Linked DNA regions of Homo sapiens: region 2 is linked to region 1. A link is an interaction called in ENCODE POLR2A ChIA-PET data of the cell type or tissue named here. Cell type or tissue: endothelial cell of umbilical vein. All regions are shown on one strand. Each heading gives the region's core, and the rest is flanking DNA. Links, peaks and the distances in the headings are about the cores only.

What was found. ChIA-PET counts read pairs that join two places held together with the same protein. Peaks named below come from ENCODE experiments on the same cell type or tissue, not always from the same donor. Only the 100,000 strongest peaks of a DNase experiment are listed, where the experiment ranks them.
Region 2: POLR2A ChIA-PET joins it to region 1 with 5 read pairs; 2 of 35 experiments call an interaction of 5 or more read pairs at or near these places.

The regions. Positions count from the first base shown.
Region 1 is chr12:43,245,357-43,253,146 of GRCh38, reverse strand. No RefSeq gene overlaps it. Among named protein-coding and RNA genes, the nearest start is that of LINC02461, 94 kb to the right of the region's middle. In endothelial cell of umbilical vein, for the core only: no CTCF peak of the experiment used is centred there; no DNase peak of the experiment used is centred there.
Region 2 is chr12:42,712,585-42,720,374 of GRCh38, reverse strand. LINC02450 (long intergenic non-protein coding RNA 2450) reads right to left here. Exons shown (of 4, transcript NR_135028.1): 4 at 3,256-3,884. Among named protein-coding and RNA genes, the nearest start is that of LINC02450, 24 kb to the right of the region's middle. In endothelial cell of umbilical vein, for the core only: no CTCF peak of the experiment used is centred there; a DNase peak (open chromatin) is centred at 3,764.

The DNA of each region.
Region 1 (7,790 bases), core at 2,072-6,071:
GGCATGGTGGTGGGCGCCTATAGTCCCAGCTACTCGGGAGGCTGAGGCAGGAGAATGGCGTGAACCCGGGAGGCAAAGCTTGCAGTGAGCCGAGATCGCACCACTGCACTCCAGCCTGGGCAACAGAGTGAGACTCCATCTCAAAACAAACAAACAAACAAACAAACAAACAAAACATACAAGGGTGTCAATCTCTATAGTATCCTCTTTTAACTCCTGAGTTTCTATGATACGAAAGACAAATTTAACCAGGAGAATAACAATGGGTTATCAAAATGCTAATCAGGTCATGATTTTTGAAAAAATCAATATATCTCTAGCAAATGACATACAGCTGAGAAGGTCAAGCCTTTTTTTTTTTTTTTGTTAAATAGCATGCTTTGACTTGGCAGTGACAGCAGTATACTACTTTTATCATCTTGCTCAAGGTTATATCAGCTCAGTGGCATAATTTACTCTTCAGTATCTTTCTCTACTATACTACAGAATATCATCATAGGTTTCCTATACTGATAGGATTTTCAGAGAAGAATTCTAAATGCCATATATATATATATATGCCAGAGAGTAGGAGGAAAATACAGATTATTCACCCCAGTGATGTCTCTTGGGGTATAGATCAGAGCCAGATGGTACATATTTTAGGCTTTGAGGTGAAAAGTCAATATGAAATATATTATGTAGGTACCCATGGCTTAACAGTGAGCCCTTCAAGTAGTGCTCACAGGCTGTTAACAAGCAGGTGGCAGGCTAGATTTGACCTGCAGTCTACAGTTTTCCAACCTTTAGTCTATATCACTGAAGTATATAAGGACATCCCCATCAAAACTAGGAAGTCGTTCCAGTGTCTTATGCTACTAAGACAGAGACATAGTAATTGGTAATTTCTTTGCATTTTAGAGTCAAGATATATTACATCAAAGTGTTAAATATAAAATTTTGACCTTTGGCTTGAAAGGCTGCCAATGTTGATTGGGTTCATAAAATGAGAAAGTATTTCAGTTGGTTCAGGCTTAATGAATGCAGTTTTGCAACTCACTTGACACAGTGATTTCAAGGTTTGTCAGAGTGTTTTTTAGCAGATTAAAAGTCCATGTGATCAAGGGTGAGCATTGGAGCAAGTTAAGGAAAAAAAAAAAAAGAAAGAAAAAGAAAGAACGAAAAAGGAAGTGAACCAGTAGAAGAGTAGGGGTGGAGAGCCCCATGATTTCAGAGCACAGTCTTATTTTTTTTGGCAACTATTTACTTTTAAAAAACTTTAACTTGGTAGACATTGAAAACTAGGTGACCACGCAATCCAAGGTGCCCAATATGAACTAGATGCTCTCTAATCTACATAGACATAAAGTCATTCCAAGCAGTACTCTAGCAACAACGAAAGTGAAAAAAATGGGACTAGATCTAAACTGTTTCTTTAGAAGCAAATCAGTTGCATAAACCAGTTGCTTATATTTCTTGCTTTTCTATATCTGCTGTTTTGCTAACCCATATTCAAACGCTATGGTTTCTGATACATTTTCCATGATGAGATGACTGATAAAGTTAATTAATTAAGAAAAAATAATTTTATTTATTTTACAAATACATTTTCATGGTATTCTGGCACTGCAGCTTAAAGTGGTCTATTGATGCATTGGAGCCCCATTAAAGTGTGTCCATAGTAGATGCTGAAGAAAGGATATTTGCCCAGCATTAAAAAAACCAATAGAAAGATCTTATTTTTCTCTTAGAGTGGAAGGAGAGATGATGGTCCAAATAAAGGACACATACAAATCTTAAGTCTGTAATGAATGAATTTTCGGAAACAGGGAAATAAAACTCATAGAATAGTCTTAGAATGTATCACATGAGAATGCCCACCAAAAAGCCCATGCGTGTTGACAAGTTCTGTAGATATCCTTGTGCCTCATTTTGTAGTTGTTGCCAGTATGTGCCTGATAGGTTCAAGGCAATGTGGCAGGTGAGTGGCAAAACCGCATGCAATGTGGTCTGGACTGAATGGAGCTCCTTTTGCTCAGGACCCAATCAAAAGGGGCAGGCTTTTAGGTCAAAGGTAAAGTGCTATTCATTTATACCTCCATGTAATACACATTTTCTCCAAAATATGAAGAAGCCCATCTATTATTATGTCTCTTAGTAGTAGAGTGACTTTATGAAAAGGGTCATATTCTCATGTATAAATGGTTTGCAAGAACTCAGCAAAATAGAGTTACTTTCACCAAGGTTGACTCAACTACTGCCATCACTGACTTCTCAGTTTTCAAGTAACAACAACCTACCCTGAGTTCCCATTATCTCAGGACAACTAGTTAGTTACCTGATGGTTGGTTTATTTTAATGAACTGATTTTTTCATAGGTGGAAGTACCTATTCCAATTTGCTCTCATTGAAAGATGTTTATTCTAAACACGAGTTTGTTTTTCCTATCATACTTCTTCCAGCATCATTATCAGTAAATTTCACGAATGCTTTATATGCCGTCATCACATCCCTCACCACATGTCTTCTCCTCACTGTACAAGTAAAGATTCAAGGCCTAGAGCTAATGCCCACAAATTTACTATTCTTATGAAGACTCCATTTCCCATAAGTAGCTGGCCTTACAAAATGGTTGAGTGCTTTATAAAAGACTTATTTATCCCATCATCTGGAAACAATGCCTTGTAATGTTGGGATGCTGTCCTTCAGGAAATGGTAAATGTTCTAAACCAATGACCAATATAATAGTACTATTTCATCTGTAGACATAATTTAGGAATCTGAGAATGAAAAGGTAGACATAAGGAATTTCTCACTGTAATACCAAACAGCCCACTCACAAGATGTTTTTGCTTTCTATCCCAAGATTCTTGGCTCTGTTGTTTTATATTTCACCAAGTGACACAATAATGATTATATTGAATTAGAAAACTGCCAACTTATCATTTTGGGATTTTTTCAAACCATTGAATGAATAGACAAAACCAGATTTATGATGTTCTTTAGGGTCATTGATCCTTATTATCAAGAGGAGTTGGGATTGCTACTATTCAGTGAGGGCTGGGAGGATTATGGATGGAACACAGGTAATCTATGAGATAATTCCTTTTATTGTTATGTCTGATACTAACAGTTGAAGAATATAAGAGGGTTAGCTCTTCATGCAACTGAAATACATGTCAAGGTTAAAGGAACCTGAAATATAAAGTAGAAAAGGGAAGTCAAATATGTAGCTAAGACCCACAAGAAACTGTGGAAATGATTATTGTAGTCACTTCTTATATGCTTTTATATATGTGTGTGTGTATTTATATGTATATGTGCATTATATATGTAGCTAGATATATGTAGATGTATTTATATGCTCATGTGCTTTTATGTGTGTGTACATAAGTTTATATATACAACATATGTGTGTATAGTGTGTGTATATATAGTTTGTGTGTGCATACACATATCTTTACAATTTTTTTCTCTATACCATTATTGTATATAGGGTATATATTAGAGTGGTCATTAACTTTCATTTATTTATTTATTTATTTATTTATTTATTTATTTATTTATTTCAATAGGTTTTTGGGGAACAGGTGGTGTTTGATTACTTGAATAAGTTCTTTAGTGGTGATTTCTGAGATTCTGGTGCAGCCATTACCTGAGCAGTGTACACTGTACCTAATGTGTAGTTTTTTATCCCTCACCTCCCTCCCACCCTTTCCCCTGAGTCCCTGAAGTCCATTGTATTATTCCTATGCCTTTGTATCCTCATAGCTTCACTCCCATTTATGAATGAGACATACGATGTTTGGTTTTCCATTCCTGAGTTACTTCATTTAGAATAATGGTCTCCAATTCCATCCAGGTTGCTGCAAATGCCATTATTTTGCTCCTTTTTATGGCTGAGTAGTAGTCCATGGTGTATATATACATATATATATATATATATATATATATATATATATATATATATATAATCTCACAATTTATTTATCCAAGAGTGGTAATTAGATTTCTAATTTTTTTATAGCTAGTAAGATATTGAATATGATATCGAATCAGTATCTTGACTGAATATTGATTGAATATATTGAAGAGGAATATATATCATCACCAAATTCTGAAGATGGAATTTAGTACACCCCTAATGAGAAATTGAGGTGCTCCATTTGTTAAGAGAGTGATGGAATGTTTGGATTTGTATGAGCAATGACTGTATTTTGTTACAAAGGAATAATTTTTTAAATTAAAATTATGAGCAAAAGAATGATCTTAATATAATGCTAGGATGGACTGACATAAAAATTTGTTGGCTTTTTATGGGGAGAGAGGAGTTAATTGTCTCCTATTATAGGGCCTAAAAGAGCTACGCACTCACTTTCTTACACTCCTGTGCAGAGACCATGAAGAATTCCTTCGGTAGCCGTGGTGGTGACAGAGGCCTTTGGTTTCTAGGGACTGGGTGAGAGGAGTGTCCAGAGCTACAAGGGTGATGTCTAAGAACCAGCATCTGCTGCTCCAGGGATTTGAGCTGGCAGCCAGGGCTCTGCAGCCACAACCCTGTTGTCCTCCTGGCTTAGGTGTGTGGCTTGATTTGGCTGAGATTCTAACTACCCAGCTTCCGTTTGATTTGGGGTTTAGTTCTCCAGGCTTCCACATGATTCTGGGTATCTTTCACATCTTTTTAATAAATTTTTTTTATGCTTAAATGGACCTGAATCAATTTATAATTGTCTTAGGACTCTGTTGAGCATCACAACTCTTTATTCAAAATGTTTTTTCCCAAATGTTATTGTCATCAGACCAAAATGACAAGAATACATTTGGGTTGTTTCCCAGTTTTCTAGTATAGATGTTTATTTTCTACCTCACTGTACTGTTATACTCAATGTAACATTTAGCTTTACTCAAAAGCTCCATTTTGTCTCACACTGAAAATTCCTCAAAGAGGGAGGGATTTATGTAGTTCAAATTAGCTTCCTCATGTCATAAACAAGAAACATAAATTTTGAAGTCAAACAATCTACTGAGTATATCTGATGAAACATAAATCCACTCAAAGTAACAGTAGCTATTATGTTATATTGGGCAAATTTTGTATCTCTAATCACTTTTTTCTGGTTTCTGGAAGTCTAGATTCTTCATTAAAAGAAAAACAAAAAATAAGCAAAAATAAATTAATTCCACAATTTAGAAATTTTTAAAAAATGCATTGTTTCAGTAGGTGGTCTGAGATTAAGCAAAACAAGCTACTCATTTCTGAAAATTCCTGGCAGAGTTTTTCTTTGAATGCTGCTTGGAAATAAATAGTAGCTTTTCCTGTCATCTGCTCTAATGCTCTTGTTTCCAGGGTCACTTATTTGTTTTAACTGAGGCCCTAATTTGTTGTTATTGCAGGGGAGGAAGTTGTCAACATAAACCTATCTCTGCTATTAATGACTATCAACTTTGTGAGGACCTCCTGATAGTATCCCAATTTTGAGATCCAGGCCATTGTCATCATTTTAAACACAATTGCGTGGTTTAAATCATTTTCCATGAACATGTAGGACCACCACTCTCAAATTTTATGGGTTTGTACCAGTGACACAAGAACAGATTGTGCCCTTTTCAGCTGAAGGATAAAGTGCCCACGAGAGTAACACTTACACACCTGCTCGCCATTCATCCAGACAGCAGGCATTCTTTACAGGTTCTTTGGGGATTCAAGATAGAGTCCCAAAGGATAAGGTAAGAATGAAGACATGATCGTTTCTCACAGCGAATGGTATTTGATAGTGGATGTTCAGGAGAAAGATGAAACACACACACACACACACACACACACACACACACACACCCTCTTAAAACAGCTCAACAATGAATGAATGCTCTCTATATAGTAATCATTTTTAGCGTTACTCATTTAATAAATTATAACTCGTATTACAAAAACAAAAAGCAAAATTCTGTTGGTCCCATAAGAATATGACCCCTAAATAAACAGGAGTCTGTATGTGGCACTGTTGGAAAAATTTTGCTTTATTTCAACAAATAAACTAATGAGAAAAATTTTCATACCACCAACTTGCTTTTCATATATTTTATACTCTCTTTTTTCTTGCGTTTAATCAGGTTCCTGATCAGTTGTTTTGACTCCATCAGTATCTCAAGCAGTTATATAAAGGATTAAACAGTATCTTGACAAATATGTTAGAGGACGGGGCCCTGAAATAAAAATTAATGTCACTATGTAGTTTCTCCTTCATTGATTTTTCTGTAATTGTGTATGAATGTCTTTACTTTAAAATAAACCCCCTGTGGGATTTCAGTTTTCTGTTCCTGAGATAAGTATGTAATCAAATAAAGATCAGAAGTAAATATTTTACAGACTTGATATTTTAATAGACTAGATGAATTTTATATTTGTAGGGTTTAATTGGCAACCACTTAAACACAACAGAGGGGAAATCTACATCATCCAGGTAGGTAAGGTTGCTAATACTGGGAGTTAACAGGCGACTATGCACAACTTTCTCCAAGCCATTTTAAAATTAAATTCTGACAACAAACTTAGGAGGAAGGTATTATTGGCTACACCAGAAACAGACATATAAGGGATTAAATAATTTATCAAAAATCACAGGGCTAAGAAATGGCAGAGTCAATAATCAAATCTAGGCATATTTGACTACAAACATATGATATTTCTAGTCTATCGTTCTATCATATTGTCTCCCAGAAATATCTTTATTCCACATTTAATGGACTTAATCATTGTTAAATTAAAAATTTTTTAAAAGCACAGTTAATAGTAACCATAAAAAGTAAGGTAAAAGAGGAAATTGTTATGTATTGAATGTCAAGGGCATTCACATATGTTTTGACAGATTGTTGTCTGGCCTGTTCAATTTAAATGTCACAAAAAAACTCTGAGATAAATACTGTTACCTTATTTTGTAAATGGAGAAACTGAATCTGAAACTGAGAGCTTAAGTTATTTTCACATGATTATACAGCTAATTAGTAAAAGACTTATAATTTGAACCTTGTGAACTTTATAAAGACTGCGCTCTTTCCACTAAGTGATACTGTTTTCATTAATTTTCTAAAAGCAGGAAGGAAGAATAATTTTGCACAGAACTGATACAGAACCAATGAGTAGGGGACTAGGATAATTTCTTCAGTTTTCAAGGTTTTAAAGAAACGTTCGGATTTCAGGAAAAGGTCATAACAAGCTCATAGGATATGTGATATATTTTATCCATGTGTCTAAATTTGTTTTGTTCCAATGTGATAAGTGATATGAGAATGCTAAAGTTAAGTGTTACAAGACCAAATTAGAGAAATAAGAATACCCTAGTGCAGACACACAAATTGTAGTAGTGATATTAAAAACGCATAATTTTAAATCTAGTATTAGATTTAGTATTTACTGAGGACTTCTTACTTTCATATGATATTGCAGGTAATCCTTACAAACACTTAAGATGGGTGTATTTACCAACGGTGTTTATAGACACAATGGAAAGAGAAAAACTTGATTTTGAATGTTCAATCTGGTAGGTCACTGTGGGTCACTGGCTTTATGGCTTAGGGGAGGAAGCTGTTCCTCCCAACAGAGAGTACTTCAAAACTCATCTGAAAAAGAACTGTAAAAAATATAAAAATTGGTTCAAATTTTCGGAATGGTAGTTTGTTAACATATGGCCAAATATACAATTTGAATTTCCATTTATACAGCAATCTGACTCTAAAAAATTAACTCCCTAAGAAGTTAAGCATACAAAGGGCAAAAAAATGGATATCAGTGTGAAAATGTATTAATCCAAAGG
Region 2 (7,790 bases), core at 1,673-5,672, 530 kb after region 1:
TCTAGAACTAGAAATACCATTTGACCCAGCCATCCCATTACTGGGTATATACCCAAAGGACTATAAATCATGCTGCTATAAAGACACATGCACACATATGTTTATTGTGGCACTATTCACAATAGCAAAGACTTGGAACCTAGCCTAATGTCCAACAATGATAGACTGGATTAAGAAAATGTGGCACATATACACCATGGAATCCTATGCAGCCATAAAAAAGGATGAGTTCATGTCCTTTGTAGGGACATGGATGAAGCTGGAAACCATCATTCTCAGCAAACCATCTCAGGGACAAAAAAACAAACACCACATATTCTCACTCATAGATGGGAATTGAGCAATGAGAACACATGGACACAAGAAGGGGAACATCACACACCGGGGCCTATTGTGGGGTTGGGGGAGTGGGGAGGGATAGCATTAGGAGATATACCTAATGTTAAATGACGAGTTAATGGGTGCAGCACACCAACATGGCACATGTATACATATGTAACAAACCTGCACATTGTGCACCTGTACCCTAAAACTTAAAGTATAATAAAAAAATATATATATGCATAATTAGATTAATGCAGACGAATATGCAGTTTCATTCCATGCTGTAATATATTCTATGCATTGTGCATACCTTTACATGCATTGTCAATATTTCTGAATGTCAACAAAATTATAATTTTGAAATTTAAAAAGATGCAATTGTTTGGAAAATCAGCAAAGTAGAAAAAAATGAGTTAAGAGACTTTGTTTCCACTGGAATTAACAGCAACCTGTGCACTCAATATCCTTATCTAATGACAGCTTTTGCAAAGTCTTGCCAAATGTATATAAAGGCTGAATATGGAAACATATAAAGATTGCATATAGGTTTAAACATTTAAAGCATAAATCTCTATTTACCGTGCTGTGTTATGAATAACCATACATTAATAAAAAATGCTCAAAGTAAAAAAACAAATTTAAAAAACCTTTACAAACAGAACCAGGGAAGGCCACGAAATGAGGGTTCTCCTGGCTAGGATGCCTGATAGTAAAAACTATCATGAAAGACTACAAAAACTACAACCTTGCACAAAGGCCATTGCAACCTCACACAAAAAAAAATACTTCTGCAAGGACATCTGCACAGCAACTGCTTGTCCAACCTTGAACTGGTGTCACCCTTGTTATTGGTCTCTGTAGCCAGGGATAATTATTTCAAAATGATTATGTATTCCTCATTTTTTCCTTTAAAAACCTTTATCAGCAGTGGCACATGCCTGTAATTCCAGCTACTAAGAAGGCTGACATGGGAGGATTACTTGAGCCTAGGAAGTCGAGGCCAGCTGGGGCAACATAGTGAGACCTTGTCTCTAAAAATAAAAAATTTTAAAAAAACATAAAAAATCTTTGTCTTCCTTTACCTCCCTGAATACGCACAGAGTTTACCATGGCACACATATTCACAAGGCGTTGCTCTATTTGCAAATAAACATATTTCTTAGAGAGCTCATTATTTAGGTTGACAACTACAAGAGATAGTTTCTGAGATGAGACAGAGGACAAGATAAGCAGAGGAGAAAAAGTCAAGAATCCTCTACCTGTCTATTTACATTACTAACAATTAAATAAATAATGATGAGAGAATGGCAGTGAGCCACAAGCTAAAAAGTCCTCAAGAAATCAGGCAGAGTGACCCAAGGTGTCCTTATGGACTACAGCAAGGGAGCAGGGATATAGGGTGATCTAAATTGACAACATGAGATTTATAACAGATTTTAAGGAGGAGAGAGAGAAAGGTCTAGAGGCAGAAGTGTTTTTTGGTTTGGGGGGTGTCACTCTGTTGCCCAGGCTGGAGTGCAGTGGCATGATCATAGCTCACTGCAACCTCCACCTCCTGAGTTCAACTAACTGATCCTCCCATCTCAGACTCTCAAGCAGCTGGGACTACAGGCATGCGCCACCATGTCCAGCTAATTTTTGTATTTTTAGTAAAGATGTGGTTTCAGTATGTTGCCCAGGCTGACCTCCAACTCCTGGGCTCAAGAGATCCACCCACCTTCACCTCCCAAAGTGCTGGGATTACAGGTGTGAGCCACTGTGCTGGCAGAAATTAAGGCAAAATAATTCACCCACCTCCAGGTCCAGCAGTACAAGAAGGATGAGAGAGAAAATGTCCATCTTTCAAGAGAGCTGCAAGGGAAGCAGTGTCTGGGGAAGAGCAAGGAAGTGAAGAGAAGATTCAGTGAAGAGTTGAGGTTTTGGGAGATTATGCTGACAATTGACCTTAAAATTCCAAAGGGCCAGTGAAATCCTTTAAGAGAAGTGCAAAGTCATGGAGGAGTCTTGGCATGAAAATGGCCAGGCAGTCCTGGGCTTCATGTGATAAGTGACATGATGAGAGTAGCCCTGTGGTCTCCAGGCAGCAGAGGAGGTAGAGAAGACATAAGTGACAGTGGTCTTTATAGGAGTCCGAAGAATTCTACAGCACTCTCTTGGCTTCTACTAATGGAGACTTCCAGGCCAGCAGGAGGTGATCCTACTCTTTTTGGTCATCTAACACAGATCTGACAAGCCCAATAGAGCTTTCCGTGATCATGGAAATGTTCTACATCTACACCGTCCAATATGGTTGCCACCCGCCATATGTGGATGGCACAAATCTAACCCCAACCATATCCCCAGCCTTTTTTGACCATTCTCTTCATTACTAACAGGAGTATCATTCCTTGTCTACTAAAGAAAATGTATGTCGACTTAAAAAGCACAGAATAGACTACGTAAAACAGACTAGAAAACCAAGGCAGTGGGCACCTTTGCACACAAATTGAAATCTACATTTCCAGATGATGATTAGAGGTGATAATTACAAATGGACACACATTATCATAAAGCTTGAGCTTAACAAAGTTCTAGACTAGATTATGAAGCTGATCCTGACACCTACTAAGGAATGCTCTCCAGAAGTCAGCATTGGCTCACTAAGAAAATGTCCCAGGACCTCTCTAGGGACCAATTTACAATCACTCAGTAAATGTTCTCTGCTAATGTTGAGAGTACAGTTTCTCCCCAACCATGAACACCTATCCCAGAAACAGCCTGGAGTACAGGGAGTCATAAGAGAGGAAGGTGACCTGCACCTGGGGAACTACTACTGGTAGAACAACATAAAAATGGGTTAGGAATAATTGAGTCACAAACACCAGATGGAAGAACTTCCTTTCTCATCACTGCATACATGGGACACCAGAGAGAGAAAGGAGAAAACAGAACTAGAGATTTCAAATGCTTTATTGAAAGAGAGAAAAACATCATTTTCCTCCTTTCCCAGTGTTTGTTTTTGACCCAGCAGTGGCCACTGCAGCACTGCATCCAGGAGGCTCACCATGCTAGATACTGGATCTAAGGAGTGCTTTTTAGCAGACAGAGAGGTAAAAGAGAAAACAAGGGTTAGAATTTGAGATCTCCTACCAATGAGCCACACAGGAAAAAGCAAGGTTTTCTTTTCTAATTCTTTAAGAAAACACATATTTTTCCTGTCTCTGGGGACCCATGGCTGTCTGGGGATGGTGTGTGTGTTGCCTCATCTGCCTTTCTATGTGGTGTCTCCCTGTGCAAAGCTCTGGTGATGGCTCGCTTGCTGGGGTTAACGCAATGTCTCCACCACTGACCCCAGGCAGACACAGCTTCATGAGTCAGTAAAGGCTAGCCTTCAGAGGCTATTAAGTCCCAGAGAGGGGAAGCCGAGAAACATGTCTCCTCTGCTTGATGGCAGTGTCATGTGCAGGATGTTTTCCTGGCTCCAAAGTTAACCATGCAGCTAATAAGCTGGATTCCAGTGAAAGGGAAGTCTGCGAGTCACTGATAGAAAACACTCTCTTCGTTGGTCACAGTGTTACACCCTTGAGAGAAAAGAAAGCAAATATTCCTATAATCTGCCTGCTGTAAAAAAGGCAATGATTAAATTTTTAGTGGTGTTTGGCGGCCAGTTCCTTTGCGAAATTTTCTCTTACCATAGTTAAAATCACGGCTACCATTTATTGAGTCCACCACTATGGACTAGGAACCAGGATAAGCACTTCAGACACACATTCTCCCATGATCCTCAAACCATCTTATGTTCTGGATACCATTTAAGTGACGAGCAAACAGACTCAGTCAAGGTTCCAGCTGTGACCTTACACACACTGGCAAATGATGGAGCCAGGTCAGTCTGATCCCAGAACCTCCTAATCATGATGATACTATCAGATAAACAATGTCCAAGTAAATGCAACAATCACCCACCCCAATCTGAGCAGTAATATTTGTGCTGAATGTTCTGTAATAAAATCTAATAAAAATTATCCTGCATGGTCTTCCACTTCTGCATACCACATTTAAAAAAAAAAAAAAAAAAGCTACTGTCTGACTTCCAGGTTTGATTCTCAACTCTTATGGAGTTCCTCTCCCCAGCACCCAAATTAATGATATTATTTGTATTAGTCACTAGGCTAATCTAGTGCTCTATAGGAAGTCATAATTGCTCTCAGCTGTTAAACAAATCTCTAGGCTTATATCAAGATCATTGCCAATTAATCCTTTAAAAGTCATTAAAAATAGGAAAAGCTCAGCCAGGTGCCATGGCTCACGTCTCTAATCCCAGCACTTTGGGAGGCCAAGGCAGGTGGATCATGAGGTCAGGAGATCCAGACCATCCCGGCTAACACGGTGAAATCCCGTCTCTACTAAAAATGCAAAAAATTAGCTGGGCATGGTGGCAGGCACCTGTAGTCCCAGCTACTCAGGAGGCTGAGGCAGGAGAATGACGCGAACCCAGGAGGCAGAGCTTGCAGTGAGATCGCACCACTGCACTCCAGCCTGAGTGACAGAGTGAGACTCTGTCTCAAAAAAAAAAAAAAAAAAAAAGGGGGAAAGTTCCAAAAGACCAAAGACAGGAAAATATTGAAACTGTGATAATGAAATTTCAGATCAATTTTGTGGTATCTAGTGGACAAGATGGAGAAATAACATATTAAATAACTGACATTAAATGCTTGACACTATGATAAACCTTCACTATAATTTATCTTAGCCCTCACTTCAAGGTAGATATTCCTCCACTTTACAGATGATGATAGTGAGGTTCAGAGAAGTTATTATACATAACTTTTCCAATGTTGCCCTACTAAGTGAAGAGCTTCAAAATTGGTGCTATGGACTGAACATTTGTGTCTCCCCAAAATTTGCATTTTGAAGCCTGAATCTCCAATGTTAGGGTCTTTGGAGATGAGGCCTTCAGGAAACAATTAGGCCATGAGGGTTGAGGTGTCATGATGAAATTAGTGCCCATATACACATACAAAGAGACATGAGAGAGCTTCCTCTCTTTCTGCTCTCAACCATGTGAGGGTAGAATAAGAAAATGGCCAACTGCAAGCCAGGAAGAGGATGTCACCAGACACCTGCCAGTGCCTTGACCTTGGACTACCCCAGCCTCCAGAACTACGAGAAATACATTTCTGTTATTTAAATCACCCAGTCCATGGTATTCTGTTATAGCAACCCAAACTGAATCAGATATGTGAGTAGCAACTATAGATTGAGTTGTGGGAAGAATCAGCTGGTTGAATCCAAAGTCAAAGAGTGTTGATTAGTAGATGGGTATTCATCTCAGAGCAAAATTTGTGATGGGGTGCTGGAGTATGCCGTCCTTGTCTTTCTTATTCATCTTCATGCTTATCAAAATTATGGGCACTAAAAATACCTCTAACTGGCAAATTCAAAATTACATCAGAGGATAAGTGAGCTGCAGTGAAATTAAACTGTTACATGTAGATTTACAAAGCCAATTACGTAGCTATCGTGTGGAAGAAAATTGGGCAAATAATGACTCATTTAAAATTTTCCTTTAAAAGCTAAAACAGTCTTAGGCTCCATTAGTAGATCCATCAGGGAGACTCTTATTCTGCATATGGAGTGTTGAGACTAAATCTTTGTGCTGCATTTTTTATTATACTTTAAGTTTTGGGATACATGTGCAGAACATGCAGGTTTTTTACATAAGTATACACATGCCATGGTGGTTTGCTGCACCCATCAACCCATCATCTACATTAGGTATTTCTCCTAATGCTATCCCTCTCCTAAACCCCTACCCATTGACAGGCCCCAGTGTGTGATGTTCCCCTCCCTGTGTCCATGTGTTCTCATTGTTCAACTCCCACTTACAAGTGAGAACATGCTGTGTTTGGGTTTCTGTTCCTGTGTTAGTTTGCTGAGAATGATGGTTTCCAGCTTCATCCATGTCCCTGCAAAGGACATGAACTCATCCTTTTTATGGCTGCATAGTATTCCATGGTACATATATGCCACATTTTCTCTACCCAGTCTATCATTGATGGGCATTTGGGTTGGTTCCAATTCTTTGCTATTGTGAACACTGCTGCAATAAACATACGTGTGCATGTGTCTTCATAGTAGAATGATTTATAACCCTTTGGGTATATACCCAGTAACGGGATTGCTGGGTCAAGTGTTATTTCTGGTTCTAAACCCTTGAGGAATCGCTACACTGTCTTCCACAATGGTTGAACTAATTTACACTCCCCACCAACAGTGTAAAAGCATTCCTGTTTCTCCACATCCTCTCCACCATCTGTTGTTTCCTGACTTTTTAATGATGACCATTCTAACTGGCATGAGATGGTATCTCATTGTGGTTTTGATTTGCATTTCTCTAATGACCACTGATGATGAGCTTTTTTTCATGTTTGTTGGCCACATGTCTTCTTTTGAGAAGTGTCTTCATATCCTTCATCCACTTTTTGATAGGGTTGTTTTTTTCTTGTAAATTTAAGTGCTTTGTAGATTCTGGATATTAGCCTTTTGTCAGATGGATAGATTGCAAAAAATTTCCCCCATTCTGTAGGTTGCCTGTTCACTCTGATGATAGTTTCTTTTGCTGTGCAGAAGCTCTTTAATTAGATCCCATTGTCAATTTTGGCTTTTGTTGCCATTGCTTTTGGTGCTTTAGTCATGAAGTCTTTGACCATGCCTATATCCTGAATGGCATTGCTTAGTTTTCTTCTAAGGTTTTTTATGGTTTTAGGTCTTACGTTTAAGTCTTTAATCCATCTTGAGTTAATTTTTGTATAAGGTGTAAGGAAGGGGTCCAGTTTTCATTTTCAGCATATGGCTAGCCAGTTTTCCCAATACCATTTATTAAGTAGGGAATCCTTTCCCCATTGGTTGTTTTTGTCAGGTTTGTCAAAGATCAGATGGTTGTAAATGTGTGGTGTTATTTCTGAGGACTCTATTCTGTTCCGTTGGTCTATATATCTGTTTTGGTACCAGTACCATGCTGTTTTGGTGACTGTAGCCTTGTAGTATAGTTTGAAGTCAGGTAGCATGATCCTCCAGCTTTTTTCCTTTTGCTTAGGATTGTCTTGGCTATACAGGCTCTTTTTTGGTTCCGTGTGAAATTTAAAGTAGTTTTTTTTCCAATTCTGTGAAGAAAGTCAGTGGTAGCTTGATGGGGATAGCATTGAATCTATAAATTACTTTGGACAGTATGGCCATTTTCATGATATTGATTCTTCTTCCTATCCATGAGCATGGAATGTTTTTCCATTTGTTTGGGTCTTCTTTTATTTCCTTGAGCAGTGGTTTGTAGTTCTCCTTGAAGAGGTCCTTCATATCCCTTGTAATTTGTATTCCTAGGTATTTTATTCTCTTTGTAGAAATTGTGAATGGGAGTTCACTCATGATTTGTCTGTTTGTCTGTTATTGGTGTATAGGAATGCTTGTGATTTTTGCACATTGATTTT